2 separate regions of the Homo sapiens genome follow, and region 2 is linked to region 1. The links are chromatin loops, found by intact Hi-C in ENCODE. Cell type or tissue: Calu3. All regions are shown on one strand. Links, peaks and the distances in the headings refer to the core of each region. The heading gives the core; the rest is flanking DNA.

Region 1 (8,467 bases), core at 260-8,259:
GTGGTTATAGGATGATCTATCCAGGTTGAAAAAGAATTCTGGCCAGCAGTTTGAAGAAGTGAAAAACAAGATTAGGCACAGAGGCAGAGGGTGGTGGGGCCACAGGGCGGGGAAGGATTCCAATCCATGAGACTGCAGAAGGGGAAGTGAGCAGCCTCTACCCATACAGACTAGGGTCTCATGGATGCCACTGGAGAGCATTCCAGTCTCACTGGATATTGGTAGTTCACTAACTTGTGTCAGTCATGATTGTGACCTCTGATATATTGCTATATTTGGTTTTCATTTATACAAAAGCTGCGTCTCTCCTTGATCCCAGTGTTTTGTTGGTCTTTTGTGCATCCAGGAAAGTAAGGCTTGAGGAAAAGAAGAGCTGAATTTACAAGTGTTGTCCACTTGCAGTTATAGCTGCTTAATTAGGAATTGTCACTGAAATCCTCAGCCAGCATTAACCATCAGGTAGGAGATGCAGAGGGGCTATTTGAAAGTTTTCTCCTTCACTGCTGGAAGTGACTCTCTGGTTCCTAGTCAAAATAGACCTAAGGTTAGTTCAAAGCAGCAGTTAGTATAAACCTCTAAATTTGATCCTCAAAATCATATTGATTCTGCAGAATAGATGCAGATGTTAATTCTAGAGATCAATCCCACTGTAGACCCAATACTATTAGCACCTTATAGAAGATTGTCCGAATTAAACACACACACCATATACATATACACACACATACACACACATATATATGTATATACATATACATAAAAAATGAGTCATAGCATCTCTTATATTGGGCAAATGGGCAAAATGACATTTCTAAGCCATCCTCAAAGTAATTAACTTTGTTATTTTCCAAGCCTTTTCCACTCAGCCTATCTATGAAGATCTTTGCTGCAAACATTTTTTACTAGATGCATGCTAGACAACTGATAGGATACAATAGAAGAGCAATTCTTAGCCCACAGAGCTCAAGAGCGTCTTAATCAGTGGATAGTACACTGGCAGTGCTACAGACTGAGATTCCTTTAAAATAGCTGTGCCACAACCTAGACCAGCTGCTGAGTGACAAGGTAGCATGCATACTCCAGAAAGAGAACAAAAGCCAGTTATTCTTGCTATCCAACAAAGTGTGCTTTTACAGTGATTAATCCTTTTTGTTAGTACAAAACTTACAATACCATTTATCTTATATCCCATTTATTCTTCACCACCCATGAGATTTTATGGACATATATAACATTATATCTTTATTTTACAGGTGAGAAAACTATGGTCAGGAGATTAAGAGGTATGCTTTACATTTCACTTTGTAAATCTAAGAATAGAAAATACAACCCACATCCCTTACCTCCTAGATATACTGTCTTCCTATTGAAAGACACTGCTTGCCACGTTGTCTCAATGATGTTGGGATCTAAATTCATTCCTTAGTTACTATGTCAGTTTTTGACCTTTTCTTATCTACCAAATCAATAGCACATAGGAACACATTTTTAAATATTATAATCCTTACATGACAAACCCCTTTTTATAACCCAAAACATTCAACTATTTACCTAAATGTGGTTCATCAGGCTGAATATGGCTTAGAATTCATAGCTTTGTGATCTGTTCTTTCACTCATAAAACATTCTCAGTCTTTTGGACTTAAATATTAATCAACACAGGAAACTCTCCAACAGCAATGCTATGAGCTAGTATATTGGGTTCTAGGTAGGAATGAATAGTGGATGGAAATTTCAATGAGACTTGATTCCTTTACTCGAGGAACTTGCAACCAAGTTAGACTGATATTCATGAACCAACTACGAAACATTTTACAATAAATGTAAAAATGTAAATATAAATAGATAATCTAAGCACTGATAAAATATGAAGTATCAGAATAGTCAAAATGGTATGAGATGAATTAGTACAGGTAATTTCTAAAAACAAATATTTGAGCTGTATTTCAAAGGGCGTTCAAGATTTCGATTTAGAGTATTACATGTATATGCATTTCACACCAATGGAAGAAAAGAAGAAACCATGATTAGCAAATTCTGTGCCCAAATCAATAGAAACTATTTAATAATTATCACCCTAACAGCAAACCAAACAACTCAACTTATACTGAATGACTTTAGTGATTCTTTATATTATTATATAAAATCTTTAAAGTTTACGGAGTAGAATCACATAGGCCTAAGTTCGAATCATGGCTATTCTAACATTTAATGTGTTAAGTAGCTAAAACTATTTGACCTCCTTTATAGTATGTGAATAATTTTACCTACCTATCAAAATAATTTGGTGATAGAAAGATAAAATTGTCTAAGGTATAAGTAAATATTTAAGTATAAAAAAATGTGAGCTTGCTGTCTATAGACACAACCATGTGTAAATCTGTGTGCCTGTGTCTTTATATGCATGTGTGTGCACACAAAGACATTAAATCACATAAATATTTATTACTGGACTGTAGTGTATGTGAAATACTGAGCATAGGGCCTGTCATTATGGCTCTATGCTATCATCTGAATATATGTAATACTATTGTCTGTTGGAAATAGGGATAAGACTTTTTGTTCCTTTTATATAAAGTGCTTACAATGCCAGACTGAAATTTAATTGAATTTTGCAAACTTCCAACTTTTTGAACATGTGCCATCATTAGATAATACTAGACACATGGTATATTAACTAATGTTCTAATTTGCCTCATGGCAAGTGCCTTCTCTGAGCTCAAAGTCTATATTTTTATTTTAAAATATTTTATATCACGTGACATATACCCTAGTTGCTCTCATTTTCCACTGACTTATTTCCCGTGAGTTTTCTTCTTAACAAAATTAAAATGTCTATGTCATTTAACTAAGCGCTTTGTAGGGCAAACGACTTGTTTATGTATGCCCTGCTTACAGACATATAGAAGACTTTATAAAAGTGACATTTCTATAAGATTGAATGGATTAATGACTATAACATAAAAGTGAGGGTGCTTGGTCTTGGTTCAAAAGAAGATCTTGTGCAGATTTCAGTCACCTCCCTTTTGTCATATCACCACAGACTTCTAGGAGTCTAAGATATCTTGCTAAAAATTGGTGGAATTTGAAAGTTTTGTGCCATTGAAAGAGAGGTGGAGTACACTGGGTGAATTGGATGGGGCTGTACATGTCTAGGTGTATTAGGGTTCTCAAAAGGGATAGAACTAATAGGATATAAGTATAAATGACAGGGAGAGTTGACTTAAGTTTATTAGGAGAATTGACTCACCTATCACGAGGTGAAGTCCCACAGTAGGTCATCCACAAGCTGAGGAACTAGGAAGCCAGCCCCCAAACTTCAAAAGTAGGGAAGCCAACAGTGCAGCCTTCAGTCTGTGGTAGTAGGCCCGAGAGTCCCTGGCAAATCACTGGTGTAAGTCCAAGAAACCAAAAGCTGGAGAACTTGGAGTCTGAAGTTTGAGGGCAGGAAGCATCCTGCACAGGAGAAAGATGAAGGCCAGAAGACTCAGCAAGTCTGCTCTTTCCAACTTCTTCTGCCTGCTTTATTCTAGCTGCACTGGCAGCTGATTAGACAGTGCCCACACAGACTGAGGGTGAACCTGCCCCTCCCAGTCCACTGACTCAGATGGAAATCTCCTTTGGCAGCACCCTCACAGACACACCCAGGAACAATATTTTGCATTCTTCAATCCAATCAAGTTGACACTCAATATTAACCATCACACTAGGGTTACAGACTGCCATCACTTCTCCAGGATAGCCAATTGGACTTGACCAATTCAAATAAGAAATACAAACCCTGTCTCAAATAGCTTATTAACTTTAGAAGTATATTCATTGATATTTATAAAGATGAGAAATTATTTCAGATGTGAGATTGAGACTCAGTGCTAAAGGTGATCAGAGATGAGGAGGATTAATTCAGACTCAGTACCAACACAATTGAATTAGACATAAAAAAGTGATTAGAATTCTGAGGCATAGGCCGGGCGCGGTGGCTCACGCCTGTAATCCCAGCACTTTGGGAGGCCGAGGCGGGCGGATCACGAGGTCAGGAGATCGAGACCATCCTGGCTAACACAGTGAAACCCCGTCTCTACTAAAAAACACAAAAAAATTAGCTGGGCGTGGTGGCGGGCGCCTGTAGTCCCAGCTACGCGGGAGGCTGAGGCAGGAGAATGGCGTGAACCCGGGAGGCGGAGCTTGTAGTGAGCCGAGATCGCGCCACTGCACTCCAGCCTGGGCGACAGAGCGAGACTCCGTCTCAAAAAAAAAAAAAAAAAAAAAGAATTCTGAGGCATATTTCCAAGGATATTTACTGGTAAAGTTAGGGCTGTAGAATATAGTATATAAAAGAAATGACATTTTAAAAAGTCAGTGATATAAGAAAACATAATTTTTTGTTGATTTTTCAATATTAGTTGGAGTAGAAACTTTATTTGGTCAGGGGAGTACAAAATGTATGGTTGGAAAGGTGCTGTGCTGGAGGAATACTTTGATGCATTTTGAATGACACACTGAGTTTTATTACCTAATTTTACATTCATTCAATATATAGATTTTAAGTGTTTACTCTGTGCCAGGCAATCTACTCAGGACATTTTGGTAAATAATTTGGGTTCATTTATATACACAAATTACTTGCTTAAAAATAACAAAGAAAGTTTTTGTTTGATTGTGCATTTATTTTTTAATTAATCCATGTTTAGTTGAGAAGCTAAGTAGAGGTTTCCTCATAATACAAAATTGAGCAGAATAATTTGGGGCACTCATAAAAGGCAGTAGGTGGCCATCCATGTCTGTTCATTCCCTGCTTCAAAGCCTGAATAAACAGCAGAGTCATAGTCTACAGGTCTTTCCTGTTCTTCATGTGACATATTTCTCCTTTGCTATAAAGGTTAAAAGGGCTGTATCAAGGCAAGATTCTCTGAAACATTTTAAAAGGCATTTGGTGTCTACTGAGAACTTGTCAAAAAATTGAAAAAGAAATCATATCTAAGTATCAGAGCTCTGGAAAACCCATGCACTACCATATCTACACTGAAACTACCTCTAGAAACTGCCATTGTAACTCCACACTTGATGGCAGTATTCTGCAGCAAATCTGGGGGAAATGCTCAGACAACCGCTCAGCCTGGATTCAGATTTATTGGGAAGCCTGGATCCATTTGTGCACATTATTCTTATTGAGAGTCGTCAATGCTTTATCAAACTCTAGGCATGTCTTTTAAATGACCATGAAAGTAAAAAGACAGTGAAAAGTGGGAGCCAAGCCTTAATGCAGTTGTAATAATTTTCATCCCTAAATCTGAGATCCCAAATTATCAAACCACAGAAAGAACACAGTTAGCATGCAGGATACAAAGAAATGATGGTGATGGCAGAATCTCCCTTTGGCTCTTGGGTCACTGTTCTTGTTTATGTTCCTTAGCTAAACTGGCAGAAGGAGGGCAAGGAATGAGAGATTACGGATTACTTTGGATTATCTTTCCATCTTTGTAAATATGTCATTGTAGAAATACAAATCTTTTAGGATACCAGGGTTTGCAAGGAGAAAAATATAATTTGATGATAGAAAGATAAAATTGTATAAGGTATATTCAAATATTTAAGTATAAATAAATGTGAGCTTGCTGTCTATAGACATAGCCATGTGTAAATCTGTGTGTCTGTGTCTGTGTATGCATGTGTACATGCACAAAGACATTAATTTAACTCACCCGGATATTTATTTCTGGATATAATTGCTGGAACTATATCACACAAGCTTCTAAATTTCTATCCCAAATGCTGTTCAGGAATTTAGATAATTAAATATATGTAGTATATTCTGCATCAGAGAAGCAGAATCAATGGCACACTTTCTAGTTTAAAACTTGTACCTATTCATAGTTTTGGCATTTGTTAGTTTCAGAAGAAATTGTCGCTTATCAAATTGATTCAGTGTTTCACTCGGATGTATAAAGTCTTTAAATTTGGCTGCTATTATTAGACAAACCATAGTCTCAGCTAGGCACTGTTTCTGAGGTACAAAAAAGACTACAAAGAAGTCCATGCAAGACAAAGTAACATGCTGACTTCCCAAAGAAGTTGTATGTATCAAATTAACTTGATACATATAACTCTCAGTCTTTTTAGGAACTATAGTCATGTAGCAATAATGGGATTGGCCCCTTTACACCAGCCATCTTTGATTTCTTCTGGAGATGCTCTCAATCGTCAGCTAATCATCTGGTTCTTGTAGTCCACTGTTCTCACAGGAAACCAGATGAAAGCATATGGAGCAAAAGGATAACTACTCCTGAGCCTAGAATTTAAAAAATAGTAACACTGATGGCTAACATCTGGGTAAGAACTTGTATGTTCCAAAGCATATTTACTAGTCTCTGTCTCTCTCTCTTTTTCTTGCAATAGCTTTGTAGAAAAAAAAAAATAGCTGTCTTTATTATAATTGTTGATGGGTAAATGAAAATATAAGGAACTAATTACTTTGCCTTGTTGATGGGAAATGAAAATATAAATAAATAATTAATTTGCTTAAACAAAGATTGAGAAACTAGTAAAAGCGAAGGTCAGAATTTTAATGTCAGTGTCCTGATATTTTGAGCAGTATTCTTTAAACATCACAGTCATGATCTGGCCGAATGCGTAGAAATTCAACATATCCACCAAACGCAGAAACACATCATAAAATGTATGAATCTATATCTACAAAAAAAGTGTCCCCTTATAATGGCAGTGTATGGGCCAAGGGAAAGATTCCCTCTGCCCTCTGAAGAGTCCCTGAAAATGAACTGACAATAGACAAATTAATTAGAGAAGAGGCATACAGATTTATTTAATCTGCACAGCATGGGGGAATTACAAGATTACCTATTAACTCAATGGACTACAGATGCATATATACCCTTATTCATGGTGGAGGAGATGGAAAATTTAGACAATCCTTTTGAGGGGGTGGTAGATGATTATGAGGGAGAATGAATGAACTTGGAGATCAAAATTATATGGTTATGGAATTTAAATGATCCCAAGAGGCAGACATTATCTTGTGAAAAACTTCATCCAGATGTGGTTTCATTCTTTAGTCTTCTTTTCCATGATAGATAATGAAATATCAGGAAGGAGAGGGAAGGTAATTTTGTTCTCTTTGGTGGGTCCAGTCTTAAGGTAGATAAGGGAATAGCAGAGAAGAGCCTTTTCCAAAATCTGCTGACTTTCAAGAGCCTGTAATTTAAAATAATTAGCATACCAGGGTGCCATATTTTGGGATAAAATTCTCTGGAATTCTTCAGCAGTATTCCTAGGGCTGGTTTGACTTAATTTCACTTACATCTAGCTTGATTTCAGAGCCTAGTGTCTATTAAAAAAATGGATCCACAAGTCATAAAACTGCCTGCAAAGTTTGTATGGTCCTATTTTAAATACATCAAATCAGACAAAATTAAAGAAAATTTATAGTTCTTATTTATATCTGTGATGTTCCACATGACAATATCATTCCAGGATATACTTTTATCTGAAATATCCTATTCAACTGTAGACACGGAGAAGCAGAAGACTTTACTTGTGCACTAAATATAACTAAATTACTATCTAGCAGTTTATAGCACTGAATTGTTTCAAGACATTGTTTTCTATTTATTTTATCTAAGTACACTGATGAATTATTATAGTTCTGATTTTCTAACTAAGGAATGTGAAATCTAATGATTTACCAAGATCTTAGACCTAATTTGTGGCAGAGCCAGGGCTAGAATCCCTAATCTCATTCTGAGTCCCAGCCTAACTCCAAAGTCCTTGAGAGGTTCTCTCACTATACCTACCAAACTAAGGGGTCTTACTGTTACTTTTCCAGTCAGAATAGTCTGACCGAATACTAACATAGGGACTTCACCATCAGCTGGTGCTGTGAAAGCTAAGCTTTTATTCTGATGGTGGGTGTGGAAGGTAGAATGGTGAGGAAAACCAAGAAATTTTGTTTTAGGAGTTTCTTTCTCATCCATTCATTATCAAAAGATGAGCAATGTTTATTGGCCATAAACTGTGTGCCACTCTGTGCTTGTCTTATACAATTCAAAGAAAATAAGACAAGTCATTTGCTTTTATTCTCCATATGTTCCAAAAATCTTCATGGTTTCTGCCTTCATGTTCAGAGCCCTCTGATTCTTTCTACCATAGGTCTTTCTCAAAATCATACATAAACATACAGAAATTAATTTATAATAAGTTGTTTCAGACATAAATATGGAGATCTTTTGGGACAAAGACTGCTTCCAGAAACTAAACATGGAAGCAATTCAAGGTTTTATCTGTTTCAACAGCAGTCCCACATATACCAAACAAAATCAAAGCAATCAAAAACATTGAAAATTTCCACACAGATCCAGGCCTGGCTCTAACATTTGCAAGGCCCGGGGCAAAAGTGCAAGTGGAAGACCGTAGCCCACTCACAATGTTTTCCTTTCCCACTAATTCCCATTTT
Region 2 (8,467 bases), core at 260-8,259, 540 kb after region 1:
AACTATTATAATTAGGTAAAATTTTCCTCCTTCTCATTCTAAAGGGCATTCACCAGAAGTACTAAGGAAGATTAAACTGTCAGATATAAGTTACATCATAAAATATATGTAAATTAAGTTGTTCAGTATTTTGTTTTGAACATATAACAAGGACTCACTAATAGAAAAAAATGTTAATAGAAATAAAGAGATAAACTTTAGCAAAGGAAAAAAGTGAGAATCAACATGAAAATTTTTAAAATATGAAGAATTAACATCTAGAATTTTCATTGATATTGAGAAATATCAATGAAATGGTCTCAAACTACCAAAACCCAAAGGTCAAGGTTATGTACATGACTTTGGGGCACATTTTACAGGCAGAATAGAACATGGATCAAAATTGGATCAGAATAATGGCTGATCCTAGAAGTCAAAATGATTTGGTTACCAAAATCTAGCAAACAGAAATGATCAGCAATATTCCAACTCTAAAAAGTTTCTTATTGGCAAACCCAATATTAATGTATTAGGAAACAGGGACATGTAGGAAGTAGTCAAATGAGAAATCATTCCAGAAACTCAGATAAGCATCAGGGCATCTGGAGTAGAAACAGGAATTAAGAAAATCTGGGTGCATCAGTTAGAATTAGATTCAGCTTCATAGAATAGATAACTTCAATAAAAAAGTAGTTTAAACATAATAAAAGTTGATCTGTTTCACTTTTTTTTTTTAACAAAAAAGCACAAATATAGGCAATTCAGGACTATTATGAGTAATCCACAAAGTTATCAGTTTATTCTATCTCATCCTCCCTAGGAAAAGACTCTTGTCTTAATGGTTACAAATGACTGCTGGAGCTTCAGCCATCACACAAGCATTTCAGGACATAAGGTAGATAATAAGAACAGAGTTCCTTCTCTATTTAAGGACTCTTCCCAGAAACTACACAAAACATACTCAGTTTCATTTTATTAGACAAAGTGCAGTCATATGGCAACACATTTGCAAGGCAAACTGGGAAATATGCCCAGTTAAACTTAGGGGAAAATGGATATTAGGAGGCAAAGGGCAAACAAATTTAAAATCTGGTTCTGCCATATTCCAGGCTATAATCCCTGCAGCACTGTTTCTCTGAGCATGAATGAGAGTAAAAGGCTGACATTCCTGATAGGATGTCTTTGATAACTTGGGCAATTCCTCCTCAGTCCAATGGTTTATAAACATACCCTGTTAAGCAGAGGGTTAATTTTAGAATATGAGAATCTTAGGACCTACAAGTCAGAGAATGTGTATGAAAGAGAATGATGAGAGGATAGAGAAATATCCAAGTCTGGAGAAAAAGAAGAAAAAGAATTAATAAATGACAAAGATAGAGATGGAGGATAGGAAGGGAGCGAGGGAGGAAAAAGTAGATTCAAAGAATTTAAAAGGATGAGTGAATATGGAAAAGGAAAAAAGCAAGATGAAAAAAAAATGCATGTACCACTTTGCCTGTGAAGTATTGCTGCCTTCAGCTCATTCTCTGTCACTATCCACATGGCTGGGAATATTATTCCGTTATAGGCAATGCATGAGTTTACATAGACATAAAATAATTTAAAATGAAAATGACCATGGAAGTTTTGTGATTCATTTGGAAGAGAAATTTCAAGCATTTCATTTCTTATGAAAAAGAACACTGCAGCTCCCCAGTCTTATGACAGATATCTTTGTGTGCTGGGTCTGACCTGGCAGTCAAGCAGGACAATCTAAAATATACAGTGAGAGGGAAGAAAATGAAAGAAAGAATAAAGGAAATGGAGCAATTACATTTTTATCTCATGTAAAATCTGCAATAATCGCTGTAATCTAAAAGCTTTTAGGTCTAAGTTTTGTTTGATGGCTGGATTTGCACTGACACTTGTAGAGAAACGAGAAGTAATACATCCTCCTTCCTGGTACTGGTTGGATGCAGAATAAAACTCCCAGGCAATTTTGGCACTTCTGGTGTTCAGGCCGTGAGTAAATTACTTGCAACATCTTAGACCATTAGAATGATTACAGCAGACTGTAATACACAGTAATAGAAGGCCTAGGGCTGTAAAATTCCTTGATAATGTTTAGTTATGTGCCACTCTGTAGTACCTAGAAATAATTAAGAGAGTTAGTGAGAAAGGACAACTAGTAGTTGGATAGCTATCTCCAATTCAATGAATCAGAGACAGGGTGGATTTCAACAACTGTAACTGTTCTTAAGACTTTCTATTATGAAACTACCAAGAAAAAGATCACAACCTTCTTTTCTTGGTATTTTCCTTAGAAGGGTCTAAATGAGATGTTTAAATACAATTCCTCTTCAGATCCTAACTAAACCAAGCATTCTGGATGTGGCAGAAATAAAGAAAAGAGCCCTTAAACTCTTTATTGAATGCTTTACATTCAATAAAGGGCTTAAGGCCCAGTGGTAAGCTTTGAGAATACACAGTCAGTGAGATGGACTGGGCATCCATGCAAAGTGCTTGAAGTCCTATACCTTGACTTATACCCATGTATTAATATATGGATGGAAAGAACATGAATATGTGGCTCTATGGTCAGGAAATCAAGGGAAATTTGTGGGGAACTGGAAGTCACTGTCATTGAAAATCTGAAGGGAATGGAAACCCGGATATCTCCTGAATCTAAAACCTACCAAGGCAAAAGTTTTGGGAGGTGCTTTTATCATTACTCCATCTACTCTCCTGGAAACTGGAATCTCTGTTCAGTCTAGATGGCAAGGGCTGGTCCAGATTTGAAAATGATATCTTGGACTTAGTTGAGGTTATCTGCAGTCATTTTCACTATGTTTCATTCAGCAAGTAATGCAAATGATATCGTCTCAATCCAGGATATTGCTGGGCCAGTGGATGGCTGCCAGTGCTATCCTTCCGCTTGTAGAGGAAAGCCCAATGTTTCAAGACCTCTTCAACCTGCAGTGAGGAAGGAATGCACCAGTTCAGAGCAAAAGGTGGGCTCATTTCCATCCATACAGTTTTAGGATAGGGCAAAGGGCAGAGAATAGGCACCTCAGCCTAGATCATCTATATCTGACATCCAGGTTCTGGATTCATAACTTCTTGTTAAGCCAGTTTACCTCACCTAGTATTTTTTCTTTTTTGAAAATCAGGAATCAAAGTTTCAGTGTGTCAGATTTGGTCCTGGCTTTCTACAATGTACTCCTAGGCTGAAGTCATAAGAAGGGATCATCTCTAATTTTTATCCAATTTCTAACAATTCCAAGTTCATAAGAAGGGATCATGTTTTATTCTCAACCAATTTCTAACAATTCCAAGTGATATATATACGGGCATTGTCTCTTCAAAATGATATTAGCATATTCATTTCTGTATTCTAAAATATTAAAATGTAAAAATAACACATATATAACAGGTGACATTATGAATGTTAATGCTAACCCTCCCACTGCCAAAAATCTACCTTTAAAACTAACATCATACAGGAACATTCTGTTTTATATATATTCCCTCAGCCGAATCTTGTGCAGACAGTGCTTCAGTTGCAAGCAGATCCTGAAACAATTGTGAATCTGGATGCATTTCATGCTTTACCCCTAAGTTTACTTGTATTTGTGCTGCCCCCTGTAGGCGAGTTTTCAAGCACTGACAGTTGGTTAAACTCACTAAAAACCTCACTGTTAAGGATCTCAAGCAACTTGTGGGGATTATCATTACAAATCTCAGGTTGAAAATTGATCAATAACATTACCACTTGGAACCATAGCACTTACAGTATGACCATGTGATTCTTCCACCTCAGCCTGACAATATCATATTCTCCAGAGAAATAAGAGGCTGCCAAAGATTTCACCTTCTGCAATTTTGTCATAGCAATCTTCTCCTGTCTCTGTTTCCTATTTTGTGTTTTGTGGTTTCTCTGAAATTCCCCCTTACTCCACATCTTTCGACTCCTGATTTCTTATCATTGTTGTGACAACAGCTTGCATTTGTATAATGTCTCTTTCTTCTGCAAAACAGAAAACACAGAAATTATGTGTAAATCTCCAAGAATTCTTGCAACATCATCCATCTGATATGGGGGCAATGAAGAAAAAAAAAAAACAGAAAAACTGAAATTATTTGCTCAAGATGGTGCCATAAGAAGCATTCGCTCCCAGAGCCCAAAAGATGTGTGGTGAATAGGAGGCAAACCCTTGCACAGGGGCTCAGGGGGCCAGGTTCCTATATTGCCCCATTAACTATTTAATCTCTCAGAGCTAATTTCCCTTAAGTAAAAAAAGACAAATTCTCATCTGCCCACCATATACCAATATGGATAAAGGTAATAACTATGTAGAAAAAAGGTTTGCAAACCTTTGAGTGATATAAATATGAGCTATTACTGTTTGTAAATATTGCACCCAAGAATTAAAGATGATTTAAGTTTTTCCATGTTGTATGTAAAATCTAAGAGCATCTGCAACAGTTGTCCTTCAGAGAAAGGCAAAAAAAAAAAAAAGCCGTCGTCTTTTTCACATGTATCCATTTCGTTAAATAATTAATTCAAATCATACATATTCCTTTATACACCAATCCAGTTACGCTTTCAAAAAACTTTGATCACTTCTATCAATTTGTCCTCGTGATATATTTCCTTTGGAAATTTACAAACACACAATGCACAATGTATTTTTCTCTCAGCAGTTTGTTCTGAAAGGCTACTCAAGATTTTAACCATTTTATCTCTTTTATTTATAAGTGTGTCCCGTTACCATATACAGTCACATGTTGCTTAATGATAGCATACATTCTGAGAAATGCATTTTTACAGAATTTTATTATTTCACAAACATCATGGAGGATATTTACAGAAACCTAGAGGGTGTGGTCTATTGCTCCTAAGCTACAAACCTATACAGCATGTTACTGTACTAAATATTGTAGGTAATTATAACACAATGATAAATATTTGTGTAACTAAACAGGAAAGGTAGGACAAAGATATGGTCAAAACAATGTTTAAATGGCACAACTGGATAGGACACTTACCATAAATGGAGCTTGCAGGACTGGACGTTGATCTGGATGAGTCAATGAGGGAGAGGTGAGTGAATGTGAAGCCCTGGATATTATTGGAGACTAATATAGACTTTATAAACACTGTACATCGAGGCTACACTAAATTTATTTTTAAAATAAAGTAATTATGCTATGATGTCACTAGGCAATAGAACTTTTTCAGCTCTATTACAATCTTATAGGGCCACTGTTGTCATCTATGAGGTCTATCATTTAACAAAACATTGTTTTGTGGTGCATGACCATATTATCAAAAAGCCAAGTTAATAAAAGACAAAAATACAAAGATCTGCACATGTTGAGTAGAATAAACAAGGGGACACATTGTATGGCATTTTCTTGACTGCTCTGGCTAGGAGGGGCTTGCAGAGATGCCAACCAATTTCTTCCTTTTACAGGAGTCTGTAGAAACGGAATTATTGGGAATGTGAAGATGGTACAAAAATCTTGGGATTTTTCTAATCGAAGCATGTGTAGCTCTATTCAGAAATGTTCTACTTTGTACTTTGATATTTTCTCCCTCCCTAATCACACCCACACAAATGAAGCCTATCATCATAGGCTTGATTGAACCTGCATCATATATTTTTGAGAAAATATTTTGGAAATGGTGACAATTTCATACAATCACCTAGATGTTTGTATCTATAGAAATCTGAAGCACTGTCTGAAGGAAAAACAAAGATAACCAGATGACTTCCTTGTTTATTATCATGTAATCAGCTATTTTATAATAATCATAATTTTTTCCTTAGTCTCCTTTCAATAATTTATTGAGGAAAAATGCCTATAACAAGCCCCAAATTGCTCCCAGCTCCCCAAATAATATCACAGCTTCTATCTCAAAAATTACATAAGAGAATGATTATCAAAAAATTAAAATTTGACATTAAATGGCCCTAAGGGCAATAGATACTACTTAAAGAGATTTTTAAAAATATATTAGTACATGGAAGTAAAGCTTTAAAATTACTTGATATACTCAAAAGGGATATTATAATAGTTAGTGCCCCAAATGAAAATGAAAGAATATGAATCTAGGTCTATGTCTTTATTTTAAAAAATAATAGTTTATAAGCTGATTGAAATAAGTATGGATGTATCTGTCCACAGTCCATGTGAAATCAAGTTCTAATAAAATGTTGCAGAAAACAATACTTGTTACAAGCTCAAGGGAAAGCAAACTCAGCAAACATGAAGAAAAGTTCTGGCATACTATTATGTTGGTGCAAAAGTAATTGCAGTTTTTAAAATTTGCCATTAAAATGGCAAAATCACAATTACTTTTGCACCAACCTATTAGGTAGGTTACACAGATGCTGTTACCATCAGCACTGTAATAGAATCCAAGCTGATCTGTTCTTTTGTTTCTTTTTTCTGGGAGTTGGATGGGGGTAGAATGGAAACAGTCAATGAACATGGCCATAACATTAGAGTGATGCCTTTTAATATGAATATAGCTATACTTCTGTTTATGTCCCACCCTGTTGGTGAATGAATCAAAGCCTGTCCCATTCTGGAGGCAGTGATACATTAAACTCTTACATTAATCAACTTTCTTTCAAAAGAAAATTATTTATTCAACATGTATTTACTTAACCATGTGCCAGGTATTCCACTGACTACTGGGTAAACAAGTCCATAGTATTGAAAAATAAATGCAGTTTCTGCAACCAAGGAGTTCACATCTTTACATCAAGCCAGATTCAAACCTCAGTAATTTACCATGATTGAAATGTGCATGCATGGTACTGGTACCAAAACAGAGATATAGACCAATGGAACAGAACAGAGCCCTCAGAAATAATGCCGCATATCTACAACCTCTGATCTTTGATAAACCTGACAAAAACAAGAAATGGGGTAAAGGATTCCCTATTTAATAAATGGTGCTGGGAAAACTGCCTAGCCATATGTAGAAAGCTGAAACTGGATCCCTTCCTTACACCTTATACAAAAATTAATTCAAGATGGATTAAAGACTTAAACGTTAGACCTAAAACCATAAAAACCCTAAAAGAAAACATAGGCAATACCATTCAGGACATAGGCATGGGCAAGGACTTCATGTCTAAAACACCAAAAGCAATGGCAACAAAAGCCAAAATTGACAAGTGGGGTCTAATTAAACTAAAGAGCTTCTGCACAGCAAAAGAAACTACCAGCAGAGTGAACAGGCAACATACAGAATGGGAGAAAATGTTTGCAATCTACTCATCTGACAAAGGGCTAGTATCCAGAATCTACAATGAACTCAAACAAATTTACAAGAAAAAAACAACCCCATCAAAAAGTGGGCAAAGGATATGAACAGACACTACTCAAAAGAAGACATTTATGCAGCCAAAAGACACATGAAAAAATGCTCATCATCACTGGCCATCTGAGAAATGCAAATCAAAACCACAATGAGATACCATCTCACACCAGTTAGAATGGCAATCATTAAAAAGTCAGGAAACAACAGGTGCTGGAGAGGATGTGGAGAAATAGGAACACTTTTACACTGTTGGTGGGACTGTAAACTAGTTCAACCATTGTGGAAGTCAGTGTGGCGATTCCTCAGGGATCTAGAACTAGAAATACCATTTGACCCAGCCATCCCATTACTGGGTATATAACCAAAGGATTATAAATCATGCTGCCATAAAGACACATGCACACGTATGTTTATTGTGGCACTATTCACAGTAGCAAAGACTTGGAACCAACCCAAATGTCCAACAATGATAGACTGGATTAAGAAAATGTGGCACATATACACCATGGAATACTATGCAGCCATAAAAAATGATGAGTTCACATCCTTTGTAGGGAGGGACATGGATGAAGCTGGAAACCATCATTCTCAGCAAACTATCTCAAGGACAAAAAACCAAACACCACATGTTCTTACTCATAGGTGGGAATTGAACAATGAGAACACATGGACACAGGAAGGGGAACATCACACACCAGGGCCTGTTGTGGGGTGGGGGGAGGGAGGAGGGATAGCATTAGGAGATATACCTAATGTTAAATGACGAGTTAATAGGTGCAGCATACCAACATGGCACATGTATACATATGTAACTAACCTGCACGTTGTTCACATGTACCCTAAAACTTAAAGTATAATAAAAAAAGAAAAAGAAACACAAAATACAAACAAACAAAATGTGAAAGGAAAAAAAATGTGCAATGGGTATCAGGAAACATATATCAGTTCTTTTATTTTAAGCTGCTATATATTATTATTGTAGTTACTACTTTAATTGTTAGCTTCAGGGGTACATGTGTAGGTTTGTCATATAGGCAAATTGCATGTCACAGGGGTTTGGCATACAGATTATTTCATCATCCAGGTAATAAGCATAGTTTCTCATAAATAGTTTTTAGATCCTCTCTCTTCCCATGCTCTACCCTTAAGTATGCCTCAGAGTCTATTGTG

Evidence for each region. Hi-C counts contacts between places; a loop is a spot of excess contacts. Peaks named below come from ENCODE experiments on the same cell type or tissue, not always from the same donor. Only the 100,000 strongest peaks of a DNase experiment are listed, where the experiment ranks them.
Region 2: it touches region 1 in a loop (5-fold over the local background); 15 of 110 quality-filtered maps call a loop at or near these places.

What each region holds. Positions count from the first base shown.
Region 1 is chr18:43,784,332-43,792,798 of GRCh38, forward strand. No RefSeq gene overlaps it. Among named protein-coding and RNA genes, the nearest start is that of SYT4, 510 kb to the left of the region's middle. In Calu3, for the core only: no CTCF peak of the experiment used is centred there; a DNase peak (open chromatin) is centred at 3,580.
Region 2 is chr18:44,322,498-44,330,964 of GRCh38, forward strand. LINC01478 (long intergenic non-protein coding RNA 1478) reads right to left here. Exons shown (of 5, transcript NR_110792.1): 3 at 3,750-3,985; 4 at 2,655-2,931; 5 at 938-2,107. Among named protein-coding and RNA genes, the nearest start is that of LINC01478, 200 kb to the right of the region's middle. In Calu3, for the core only: CTCF peaks have their summits at 3,576 (motif pointing left) and 3,776; a DNase peak (open chromatin) is centred at 3,584.